Regions from separate parts of the Homo sapiens genome. Here region 2 is linked to region 1. A link is an interaction called in ENCODE POLR2A ChIA-PET data of the cell type or tissue named here. Cell type or tissue: Caco-2. All regions are shown on one strand. Each heading gives the region's core, and the rest is flanking DNA. Links, peaks and the distances in the headings are about the cores only.

Evidence for each region. ChIA-PET counts read pairs that join two places held together with the same protein. Peaks named below come from ENCODE experiments on the same cell type or tissue, not always from the same donor. Only the 100,000 strongest peaks of a DNase experiment are listed, where the experiment ranks them.
Region 2: POLR2A ChIA-PET joins it to region 1 with 10 read pairs; 2 of 35 experiments call an interaction of 5 or more read pairs at or near these places.

What each region holds. Positions count from the first base shown.
Region 1 is chr13:27,439,688-27,445,659 of GRCh38, reverse strand. It overlaps MTIF3 (mitochondrial translational initiation factor 3), which reads left to right. Exons shown (of 5, transcript NM_152912.5): 2 at 504-572; 3 at 5,211-5,671. The coding sequence starts at 5,212. Among named protein-coding and RNA genes, the nearest start is that of MTIF3, 7.9 kb to the left of the region's middle. RefSeq lists an enhancer at 5,965-5,972. In Caco-2, for the core only: no CTCF peak of the experiment used is centred there; a DNase peak (open chromatin) is centred at 3,459; H3K4me3 peaks cover 933 bases.
Region 2 is chr13:26,938,516-26,944,487 of GRCh38, reverse strand. No RefSeq gene overlaps it. Among named protein-coding and RNA genes, the nearest start is that of GPR12, 180 kb to the right of the region's middle. In Caco-2, for the core only: no CTCF peak of the experiment used is centred there; no DNase peak of the experiment used is centred there.

The DNA of each region.
Region 1 (5,972 bases), core at 369-5,368:
GAGATGCTGAGTCTGACGTTGGCTTAGGATGACAGACAGCTGTCTACCCTCAGCAGAGTGTGCTTTTCCCTCTCAGTCTGAAAGTAATCTGTTTGTGACCCTTTGGCATCAGCTCTCTTGCATCCTGCCTGAATCAGTAGTTTCGTTGGGGTTGGAAAAATGGTGATTTTCTTTTTTTTTTTTTGAAACAGGGTCTTGCTCTGTTGTCCAGACTGGAGTGCAGTGGTGTGATCAGAGCTCACTGCAGCCTCAACCTCCTGGGCTCAAGTGAACCTCCTTCCTCAGCCTCCCCAGTAGCTGGGAGTACAGTTGCGTGTCAACACACCTGGCTAATTTATTTTTTGTAGAGACTGGGTCTTGCTGTGTGTCCCGGGCTGGTCTCAAACTCCTGGCCTTAAGTGATCCTCTCGCCTTGGCCTCCCAAAGTGCTGGGATTACAGGTGTGAGACATCGTGCGTGGCATGATTTTCTAATTACTTTTACTTTTCTTTTGTGTTTATTAGCTGTCATTCTTCTCTACAGAAGAGCTTCTCCTCATCAACTGGGGATGATTACAGTTCTTCCTAAAAAAGGTAGGATAAATGCTCAGTTCTTTTTATTTAATTAGCAATTTTCAAAGTAAAAAATCAATATAATAGTCCCATGCAGTTGTGGCAAATTATCATTTTCATAGATTTTTGTATATTCAGTATATTGAAATGAATGACAGTGATTATGCCTTACTGTTTAAATTACACCAAAATTGACCAGTGGGAGTCTCTTCATGCTGCCAAACTGTAAATGACATGTAAACAAACAAAATCATAATACCATCATGGAAATCTGAAAGCTAAATATTTGATGAAATAAAGGAACGTTTTTTAATTGGGATAATATTGTGAATACTAAAAAGATTAAGGAGTACCTCTTAGAGATACATACTATTTCCTGAAAAAGTAGGATTTACTTTGAAAGCATTCCTGGATGGTTGGGGGGAGATAGTTGAGGGGTAAAGATGAAACCCAGCTGCTGTTTATTATCCAGTTCTTTCTGTACAAGGTTAAAAAGTTCCCTAATAAAAAGTTTTTAAATTATGAATTTATGTTGATAGCTGCAATTTAAATGTAATATTACAGGTTGTTTTAACTTTGTATTTATATTTTTATCTATAAGGGCCTGTTTTGAAGAAACGTATATTTTCAATTTTGCTGATTTAAAGCCAGTATTGAGTTAGTATTAAAGCTTAATTGCAATGAATTGCATTGTTTGCTGTATACATCAATAAAAATTGAAGTTTCTTAAAAATTTAAACTAGTGGCAAAGAACTTTAAAAGTTATATACTTCCAGTGTTTTTCTTTTTTTTTTCGTTTTTTTTGAGACAGAGTCTCGCTCTGTCGCCCAGGCTGGAGTGCAGTGGCGCAATCTCGCTCACTGCTAGCTCCGCCTCCCGGGTTCACGCCATTCTCCTGCCTCAGCCTCCCGAGTAGCCGGGACTACAGGCGCCCGCCACCACGCCCAGCTAATTTTTATTTTATTTTTTAGTAGAGACAGGGTTTCACTGTGTTAGCCAGGATGGTCTCGATCTCCTGACCTTGTGATCCGCCCACCTCAGCCTCCCAAAGTGCTGGGGTTACAGGCGTGAGCCACTGCACCCGGCCCTACTTCCAGTGTTTTTCTATTCTTTCCCTTTCCTTTGTTTCCTTCTTGGAAAGTGTTTTTAAAGCTTTTTTAAAAAACCTACGTCATTTTTCTGAAATAGTCTTTATTTTGTAAATAAAATTTATTTTCAAGTATAAAAATAACACTTATAAAAAAACTTGAGAAATACTGGCAATTAGGAAAAATAGGGGAATGAATTGCTTTTGTCTTCAACATTTTTATAAATTTTTTTCATCTTTTCCTATATCTAGTTATTTTGTTTGCTTGTTTGAAAAAAATCAAATTTTGAAATTTTTTATATTTTAATATGTTGATAATTTATTAAACAAGGCACTTTAGCTCTTATTCATAACTACTAAGGGAAAAAGATAGCCAGTACTGAGTTAGTATTAAAGCTTAATTGCAGTGAACTGTTTTGTCTACTGTATATATCAAGAATATTAGAATTTATATCTATCTATTTAGTAACATGATTTTACATGTGATAACTTCTACATCATTGTCGCTAATACAGACTTTGGAAAGAAACAACACTGATTTTAGACATAAAGTTTATAGAGCAGGCTTGTGAGCAGGAACTTAAGAGTCCCCTAGCAGAATACCTAGTGACATTTGGGACTGGATGCTGCTGCTAGTTTTCTGATAAGTGAAAAAAAAATCTTCTGTGATCTTTTCAGATTTTTCTTCTTTTTTGGTTTGGGGGCTTCCTCCATTCACAAAAGATCTGACTTTTTATTAAACAGTATGTCAGTGATTTAAAATCACTTTGCTCCCACCTTAGAGCCTTTACAGCATCTACAGCTGGAGCCACCAGCTGGGTAATAACCATAAATCAATGCATGTCATACACTGTGGATGGAGCATCTGGCCACAGATACTCACCATTACTGACGGGCATCTGAAATGCCAGCTAGAAATGTGAAGGGTGTAGTTTGTAGGCATTCGTGACACATCCGAAGGTGTAGAGGTTAAATGCCAGCAGCCCTGCCATAGCTCCTTGGCTGTTTCCTTCGGCCCGTGCATTCATTCGACATGTGCATGCTGAGCCAGGCTCTGAGCTGTAGTGCCGGGGAACACAGCAGTGAACAAAATGGACAAAGTCCATGTTCTCATGAAGCTTTCATTCCAGTGAGGAAAGATTATGAACATATATGCAAATAAATATAGAATGTGTCCAGCAGTGATGAATGCAGTAAAGTTTTTAAAAGGCAAGGTAATGGGTTTGAGAGTGTTGGGGTGTGCTCTTTTATGGAAGGGTCAGGGAAGGGCTCGCTGAGTAGGTAGCGTTTGAGCAGAGACGAGGTAAATGAACCATGAGGCTATCTGAGGGAAGAGTGTTGCAGGGAGAGAGAACTTCTGGGTGCCAGGACCCAGAGGAGGGGTGTGTTCACTGTTCACAAGGAACAGCAAGGAGGCTGGAACAGAGTGAGCCAGAAGAAGTACGGTCGGCACAGGCCAGTGGGCATGGTAGAGAGCTTAGCTTTTACTTGGAGTGAGATACTAGCCAGGGGAGGGTGTGGGCAGAGGAGGAACGTGATCTGACTTACGCATTTTTAAGGATTGCTCTGTGTGCCCTAGCAGTAATAAACTCCAGGCTGTGAGGGCAGAGGCAGGAAGAGCAGTCGGGAAGCTGTTACTGTGATGCGGTTTTACTGTGATGCAGTTGAGCGGCGCGGCGGTTTGGGAGTGGGATGATAGCAGTAGAGAAGGTGAGAAGTGGTTATACTGGTTGAACGGTAGGTTTTGCGGATGGGTTGCTGAGAGAAAATAAAGAGTCAAGGATAACGTTGGTATTTTTGGCCTGAGCAACCAGAAGAATGTGTTGCAATTACATGAGACAGGGAAGACTGAGGGAGGAGCAAGTTTTGCATGGAAGGCAAAGCATTGAACTTTGAACACGTTAATCCTCAATGACTATTACATATCTAAGTGGAGAGGTTGGGTAGGCGGTTAACCCTACAGGTGTGGAACTCAAGAGAAGAGACTGGCACCAGAGCTATAAATTAGAGTGTTGGGTGTTACCAAACTAGGTAAGGAGGGTGTTGAGAATATGCATGTCCATCACTTTCTGTTGAATTTACCATATTTTTTTGCATATCACTCTTGAACATGACAGGTGAGAGATAAGTGGGTTGTACAGCCCAGTGGGCTCAAAGCCAGGGACCAGAGGGAACTTCCAGTTTTAAACACCCCAGGAGATTCTGGGACCATTCTTTGAGAAGCACCCTGAAGACACCTTCTGTTTTCCTCTTTCATCTTTGACAAGTCACACCTCTCCAAGTTTGTGATTCTCTAATGATTCCTAGCATGCCCTAGATGAGATGAATGGGTCCTCTCAGCACTCTTTCAGCCTGTACTTCTAAGATTTACCAAATACATGAATGGAAGGACAGAAAAGCAATTAAAAAATCAATGTGCCATTTGTAAGTGCTTCAAATTCAGTCTCATAACCATGAAGTAAAACCACTGTCACCATACATGCCTCTGTTAACATTTGGTAGTAATTAACACCTGCCTTACCTTGAGAATGATCTTTATAGTTTATGAGGTTAGCACTTTGATTTATGTCACAGTGTTTTCTGACAGGCTCAGTTATTCTTGCAGTGGGCTGGCTTCCTTCCTGGAGAGGTCCCTTTCCCATAGTGTGTTCCTATCTGCTATATACCATCAGATGTATTGAAAAATTGTTAACAGTTAATTATATTAGAAGTTTATCAATTGGTGTTTATGAATCACCAAGCATTTTATGTACTGCATCCTCATAAATAAAGCCCTAAGATGACACTCGCTTTTGGAGTTGGCACTACAAGATGCATGAGAAATACAGTTGATCCTAGAACAACACAGGTTTGAACTGCATGGGGTCCACATATATGTGGATTTTCCTCCACCTTTGCCACCCCTGAGAGAAGACCAACCCCTCCTCTTGCTCCTCCTCCTCAGCCTACTTGATGTGAAGACAATGAGGATGAAGACCTTTATGGTGATCCACTTCCACTTAATAGTAAATATATTTTCTCTTCTTTATGATTTTCTTAATGACATTTCTTTTCTCTAGCTTGCTGTATTGTAAGAATACAGTATATAATACATATGGCATACAAAATATGTGTTAATCAACTGCTTATGTTATTCATAAGGCTTTCAGTCAACAGTAAGCTATTAGTAAGTTTTTGAGGAGTCAAAGTTATACACAGATTTTCAACTGCACAGGGGGTCTGTTTCCCTAACTCCCAAGTTGTTCAGGGGTCAACTAAGTAGTCAAATGAGATCATGTGTACAGAAAAAAAAAAAAAGTGAAACCAAAATGCTATGTAAATCTGGTTTATTCTAATAGCCACTTGTCTTGGGGACAGTATCACCATGAGTTAGTCTGGCCAGAGTCACCTGCTAGTCCGCTTTATCAGTGTAGACTTCCTGTGTGTGGATCTGAAAGTCTAGAGAACAGCATTTCCCTCACACTTGCAGTTACAGCCTCCACAACCTCACACACACCCTGCCATGTACCACAATGTCAGACCAAGGGAATAAGTGATTGAATTTTAATGAACTCTTCTTACTACTTTCTTAGGATGGCTGCTCTTTTTCTAAAGAGGTTAACACTACAAACTGTAAAGTCTGAAAATAGTTGCATTAGATGTTTTGGTAAACACATCCTGCAAAAGACAGCACCAGCACAGTTGTCCCCTATTGCTTCTGCCCCAAGACTCTCCTTCCTAATTCATGCAAAAGCCTTTAGTACCGCTGAAGACACCCAGAATGAAGGAAAAAAGACAAAAAAGAATAAAACAGCTTTTAGTAACGTTGGAAGAAAAATTAGTCAGCGAGTTATTCACTTATTTGATGAGAAGGGCAATGATTTGGGAAACATGCACCGAGCAAATGTGATTAGACTTATGGATGAGCGAGACCTGCGACTGGTTCAAAGGAACACCAGCACAGAACCTGCAGAGTATCAGCTCATGACAGGATTGCAGATCCTCCAGGAGCGGCAGAGGCTGAGGGAGATGGAGAAGGCGAACCCCAAAACTGGTAGGTATTTTGCTGTTGGCTCCCTGAATCCTTTAAGAGCTACAAATCAGCAGTTTAAATTCTAGCATTTGTCAAGGTGCCTGTGACAAGAGGGAAATGAGAAACTAGAAAATTCATGATTCAACCACCATTCCCAGTGTCTGTCTTTCCTCCTTTATCCTGCACTTACTCCTGTTCCCTTTTTTTCACTGTTTTTCCACAATACCCTGCCCATTATCTCTTCCCTTTAAACCTGTGTAAAATGTGGGAGAAACCAGGCAAACAAACCAAAGTGAAGAGAACTCTTTCCCCTGTCCTGTGG
Region 2 (5,972 bases), core at 627-5,626, 500 kb after region 1:
GAAATATTATGAAATGGTCTTCCTGAAAACCAGAAATATTATGTCTGTCTTTGATCTGTTCTACCAGTCTAGTGACTTGATAGGGTCTCTCAAGAAGGGAAATTCCTACGCACGCACACACACACACACACACACACACACACACACACACACACACACGCTTCTCTTCTGCTCTCTGCAGTCCCCAATAGCTGGACCAAGTTGTCTCCCCAGCCTGGAGGTCAGCTCACTCTGTTTTCCAAATCAATCTGAATATGGAGTGAACTGTCTTTGGTGCTTACTATGTTTTGAGATCTGACCTGTCTAGGTTCTTCAGGGTCATTAGTGTGTGAGGCCTCTGAAAGATGGAAACTTATTTGTTTGTTCACTGCTGTACTCCAGGACCCAATTGGTGTCTGCCACACCAGAGGCACTCAATATGTATGTGCTGATTGGGTGAAAAGTGCATTACAGGCATAGGGAGGGAGAGGGATGGGGTGATTTGAATGGGGGAGAAATGGAGCTAGAAATGGAAATAGAATCAGGCGTGGAGCTTGGCAGGAGAGGAAGGAAGAGAAGCCAGGTCATGCCGGCCCTAATCACCACTATGACTTCTGTGGTTGAGGACGCCTGGAGTAGATAATGCTCAGTTAGTATTATTTTCATAAATCAATGAATGTAAGAAACAGAGTAGGGAGTAAAGAGACAAAAAGAATAGCAAAGCATAATTATTCTCAAAAGATGAAAGAAACAAAACGCTGCACCTTCAGTAAGTTTCCATCTTGGCTCATAAAAAAAAAAAAAAAAGTCTTTAGGGCCCGTCTACAAGGCTGAGATTCTGCAGGGAGAGTGCACTGCAGATCACCTGGCCATATGGCCAGTGTTTTTTTCCTGATAATGGCATTTTCCCTCTATTCCTGCCTCCTTCCTACCCTAGTAAGCTAGGCTGAACAGCTGGAGGATAATATGTCTTTCCTTTCTTTCTCTTAAGGACCATAGCTCCCAGGCTTCTTGGTTGTTGGTTCTGGGTCACTGTTCTGAGCCTCTCTCTTTCCCATTTCACATTCCTAAGTGCTTTCTAAGCAAAGGACACCCCAAGACCAAAAGATATGCGAAAATAATAGGAAAAAAATGGGCACTAAAAGTCGAAATTCTCAAAAGTCCAAACATTCAACACCGCGTCTGCCCTTTCACCCAATCACCTTGGCCAAAGCATCCATCCCTCTTTGTTTTGCTAATACCCAGTGTTAGAATCTTTTATTGCCAAAGGTCTCACTTTAGAATGTCTGCACCTAGGAATTAAGGGACAGGGATTTCCCTGTCAATATCTGCAGTGGTGGAGAGGAAGCCAGTCCTCAAACAGACTGAGAGAGGTGAGGGGAACCCAAAAGAGTACAGCATCAGGGAAGAAGTGTTTCAAAGGGGGCAAGGAGAATCCACAAAACCAAATGCAAAGAAGAGTCAGAAAAGCGAGGACTGGCTGGGCGTGGTGGCTCAGGCCTGTAATCTCAGCACTTTGGGTGGCTGAGGCGGGTGGATTGCTTGAGGCCAGGAGTTCGAGACCAGCCTGGCCAACATGGTGAAACCCCGTCTCTACTAAAAATAAAAAAATTAGTCAGGTTTGGTAGTGGGCACCTGTAATCCCAGCTACTTGGGAGACTGAGGCAGGAGAATCACTTGAACCTGGGAAACAGAGGTTGCAGTGAGCTGAGACTGCGCCACTGCACTCCAGCCTGGGTGACAAAGTGAGACTCAGTCAAAAAAAAAAAAAAAAGAAAAGAAAAAGAAAAAGAAAAAAGAGCGAGGATTTACACAAGGCTTTGGAAATCTGGGCTCTTTGTTTATGAAGGCAGCTCCCATTCCCATGGAGCTAGGGATGGAATAAAGACAGCAGTAGGTTAAGGAGTGAATGGGAGATGAGGGAGGGCGACGGTGATTATCTATTTCAAAGGGTAGTGGACTCTAAGGTTACTGATGAAAATGAATGGAAGAGAGTGAGAGAGATGGTTCAAGAGATGGTCACAAGTCTGAAGTAGCTGCTGAGAAGACTGGGAGAGAAAGCAGGAAGGACTCTGGGCTGAACTGAGCGCTGCTAAGTTGCGCTGTGTGGCTATGGGGTGTGGGACAATCAAACACTGACCTGACCGGTCCTATATGTAATGGATTGCTGCTGTGTCTGCCTGACACTGATTTGCTGCGCCTGGCAATACTAGTGTGGCTCCTGCTCACAGTCATTTGATGTCTCAGGTGCAGGTATTCAATGGCTAGGAGGGCATTGCAGGGTTGAGTTTTTGAATGGTAGCTATTCCTCTGCCTCTGGTGTCACAGCCTTCCTCCAGAATACTAAGGATCTGTGCAGCGACTCTCCTCTTGAAGCTCCACATATCATCCTTAACACCTGTGGATATTCCTAGCACATGGGATCTGTCAGATTACACAGCCCGGGGGAGGGCTGTTTATACCACAGTTTGCTACTGCAGAGTCCAATCTCACTCTGAGCCCTACTCAAAACTTACAGCTTTCTGAGTCACCAAATTGAGGTCAGGGTGATATTCTCAAGTGTAGTATGTGCTGTCTCTACAATCCAAAGAGGCTTATTCACCGTGGAGTATTGCTCTCAGTGGTAGGAGGCTGAAGGCACAATCACTTGTTCTTTTCCTCAGAGGAGATAGCTCAGCTCATCTAAGACTGCTAGACTCTGAAAATATTCATCCACCTGGCAGAATTCTGGGTCTTTTTGGTTTACTTTTTGCCCTATGGGACAGTTTTGTTTTCTCAGGGACTCCAGAGTACCTGACACTTCCTGATCTCTAGGTCTAATTAACATGATGTCATAAATACAATCAGTATGATGATTTGTGGAAGGTTCATGTGATCAAGTTCTTTTCAGATTATACTATTTAGAAAGGAGGAGAGTTAACACAGCCCTGAGGTCAGATCGTGAATGTGTACTGCTGTCTGTTCCAAGTGACTGCAGCAACTTCTGATCCTCCTTCCTGCCGGGGACTGAAAAGACATACTCTCCAGACTAAAAGCTGCATGCCAGTTTCCTAAGTCTGTGTTGGCTGCAGTAAAGCTATCACCGCTAGCACAGCAGCTGCAATTGAGCCTAGCACGGGGTTAAGTTTACTACAGTCCCAAATGATCCTGTTGATTTTTACAGGGGCCCAGACTGGTGAATGAAATGGGGTGCTATCAATCTCATAAGGCTGGAGTTAAGATGTTGGGAGGGCTGAATTCTTTTCTGGAGGCTTTGAGAATGAATCTGCTTCCAATATCATTGAGGTTTTTGGGCAGATTCAGTTTTTTGCAGCTGCAGAACTGAGGTCCCTGTTTCCTTGTTGGCTGTTATCCGGGAGTCAATCTGTGCTCCTAGAGGCTGCCCAAATTACTTCAAGTGCATCCCATGTGGGACCCCTTCCAGCAACTGGAAGTGGGGGTGAGGGGGACAGGGGAGAAGACCCTCTCAAGCTTTTAATTTCTCTTTCTTTTTCCTTTTCTGTCTCATTACTTTGACTCCAGCCAGAGAAAGTTCTCTGCTTAATTTAAGGACTCATGTGCTTAGGTTGAGCCCATCCGGGTAATAGAGGATAATCTCCCTATTTAAGGTCCCTAACTTTAGTTGCATCTAGAAAGCCCCTGCCATATAATGCAACATATTAATAGGATCCAGGGATTCAGGTGTGGACATCTTTGGGAGCCCACTATTTTGTGTACCACGGTGAACCATTTCCTATGCTCATTTGTCTCAGAAAACATAGTATGTCACAGCAGAAAAAGAGAAAAATAGGACATGTTTCCTAAACTTCAGTTTCAAGGCCCTACCCAGTCTTTGATAGAGGATTCCTGTACTTTGACAATACAATAAATTTTGGAGTCCATAAGGGGCCAGGGGAATGCAGAGGTCAAGGTCCTATATTGTAAAGGGAGTTCTGGTGGGAATTCTCTGGCGACACAGCAGGCAAAAGACATTTCCAAATGGGCATTTTATATTCAGTATGGAACGATTTCCATCACTGTGATACAAGTCCTGAGGCCCTTTCTACCCCAAACCCAGATGCTTTGTGAGAGGTGTTTTTGCAGGAGTTCAGGGGAAGCTTAGGTTCCCATCTAGGTTAATGTGATCTGTGACAAACAGTGGAAGCTGAAGCCTTGGGTGAAGACTAAGAGCAACGCCAACTGCTGTTAGAAATAACCCCCCAAATGCCATGGTTCAAAAGTGATAAAAATTTCTTCCTTTTTTTTTTTGAGATGAAGTCTTGCTCTAATTTCTTCCTTTTTTTTTTTGAGATGAAGTCTTGCTCTAATTTGTTCCTTTTTTTTTTTTTTTTTTTTTTTTGAGATGAGGTCTTGCTCTGTCACCCAGGCTGGAGTGCAGTGACAAGATTACAGCTCACTGCAGACTTGAACTCTTGGGCTCAAGCGATCCTCCTGCCTCAGCCTTCTGAGTAGCTTGGACTATAGGTATACACCACCATTCCTGTATAACTTATTTTTTATTTTTGGGATAGAGTCTCACTCTATTGCTCAGGCTGAAGTGCAGTGGCATGATCTCGGCTCACTGCAACCTCTGCCTCCCAGGTTCAAGCGATTCTTGTGCCTCAGCCTCCCAAGTAGCAGGAACTACAGGCTCAAGTCACCATGCCCAGCTAATTTTTGTATTTTTAGTAAAGATAGGGTTTTGCCACGTTGGCCAGACTGATCTCCAACACCTGGCTCAAGTGATCCACCTGTTTTGGGCTCCTAAAGTGCTTGGATTACAGGCATGAGCCACTGCACCTGGCCAGGGCTATTTTTTTTTTTTTTAATTTTGGTAGAGTTGGAGGTCTTTCTCTGTTGACCAGGCTCATCTCGAACTCCTGACCTCAAGCAATCCTTTGGCCTCAGCCTGCAAAAGTGCTGGGATTGCATGTGTGAGACACTGCATCTGGCTGGAAGTTTGGAAGTTTATTTCTGACTTTTGAGGTCCAAAATTGGTGCAGGATATTTCTGTGGGTGGCCTCAGACTGACCCAGTTCTTCCCCCTTTCATACTTGCAGTTCTTAAGAATAACTGTAGAATATGCCTAGAATACAACATCCTGAGATGGGCTGCCCAAAACAGCCTGATCCTTGTTCCTGTTCCTCCTAGAAAATGTAACATCTTGAGTTAGAGAGGAAATGCCTGGGGCAGCCAAGGCTTTGATTCTCTCTTCCCTGGAAGTAGAATGCCCCTCAAGGTTTTAGCCCAGTGGGTCATGTGCCCCTGAGCTCTATAACCCAGGGCAGGCTGCCTTTTGGGGGTCCCTCAGCTGTGATGCAAGTGAGACATGCACAGTTGAGAATCCATCCACCCTGGACAGCTTTCTTGAGCCTTGGAGGCCTGATATGGTTTGGCTCTGTGTCCCCACCCGTATCTCATGTTGAATTGTAATTCTCAATCCTGGGGGAGGGTCCTGGTGGGAGGTGATTGGTTCATGGGGATGGATTTCCCCCTTGCTGTTCTTGTGATAGTGAGTGAGGTCTCATGACTTCTGATGGTTTAAAAGTGTGTGGCTATATACCCAGTAATGGGATTGTTGGGTCAAATGGTACCCAAAGGACTATGAATCATTCTACTATAAAGACACATGCACGCATATGCTTACTGTAGCACTATTTACAATAGCAAAGACATGGAATCAACCCAAATGCCCATCAATGATAGACTGGATAAAGAAAATGTGGTACATATACACCATGGAATACTATGCAGCAGTAAAAAGGAATTAGTTCATTTCCTTTGCAGGGACATAGACGAAGCTGGAAACCATCATTCTCAGCAAACTATTGCAGGAACAGAAAACCAAACACCACATGTTCCCACTCATAAGTGGGAGTTGAACAGTGAGAACACAAGGACACAGGGAGAGGAATAACACACACCAGGGCCAGTTGGGGGGTTGGGGGCAAGGGGAGGGATAGCATTAGGACAAATAGCTAATGCATGCGGGGCTTAAAACCTAGACAATGGGT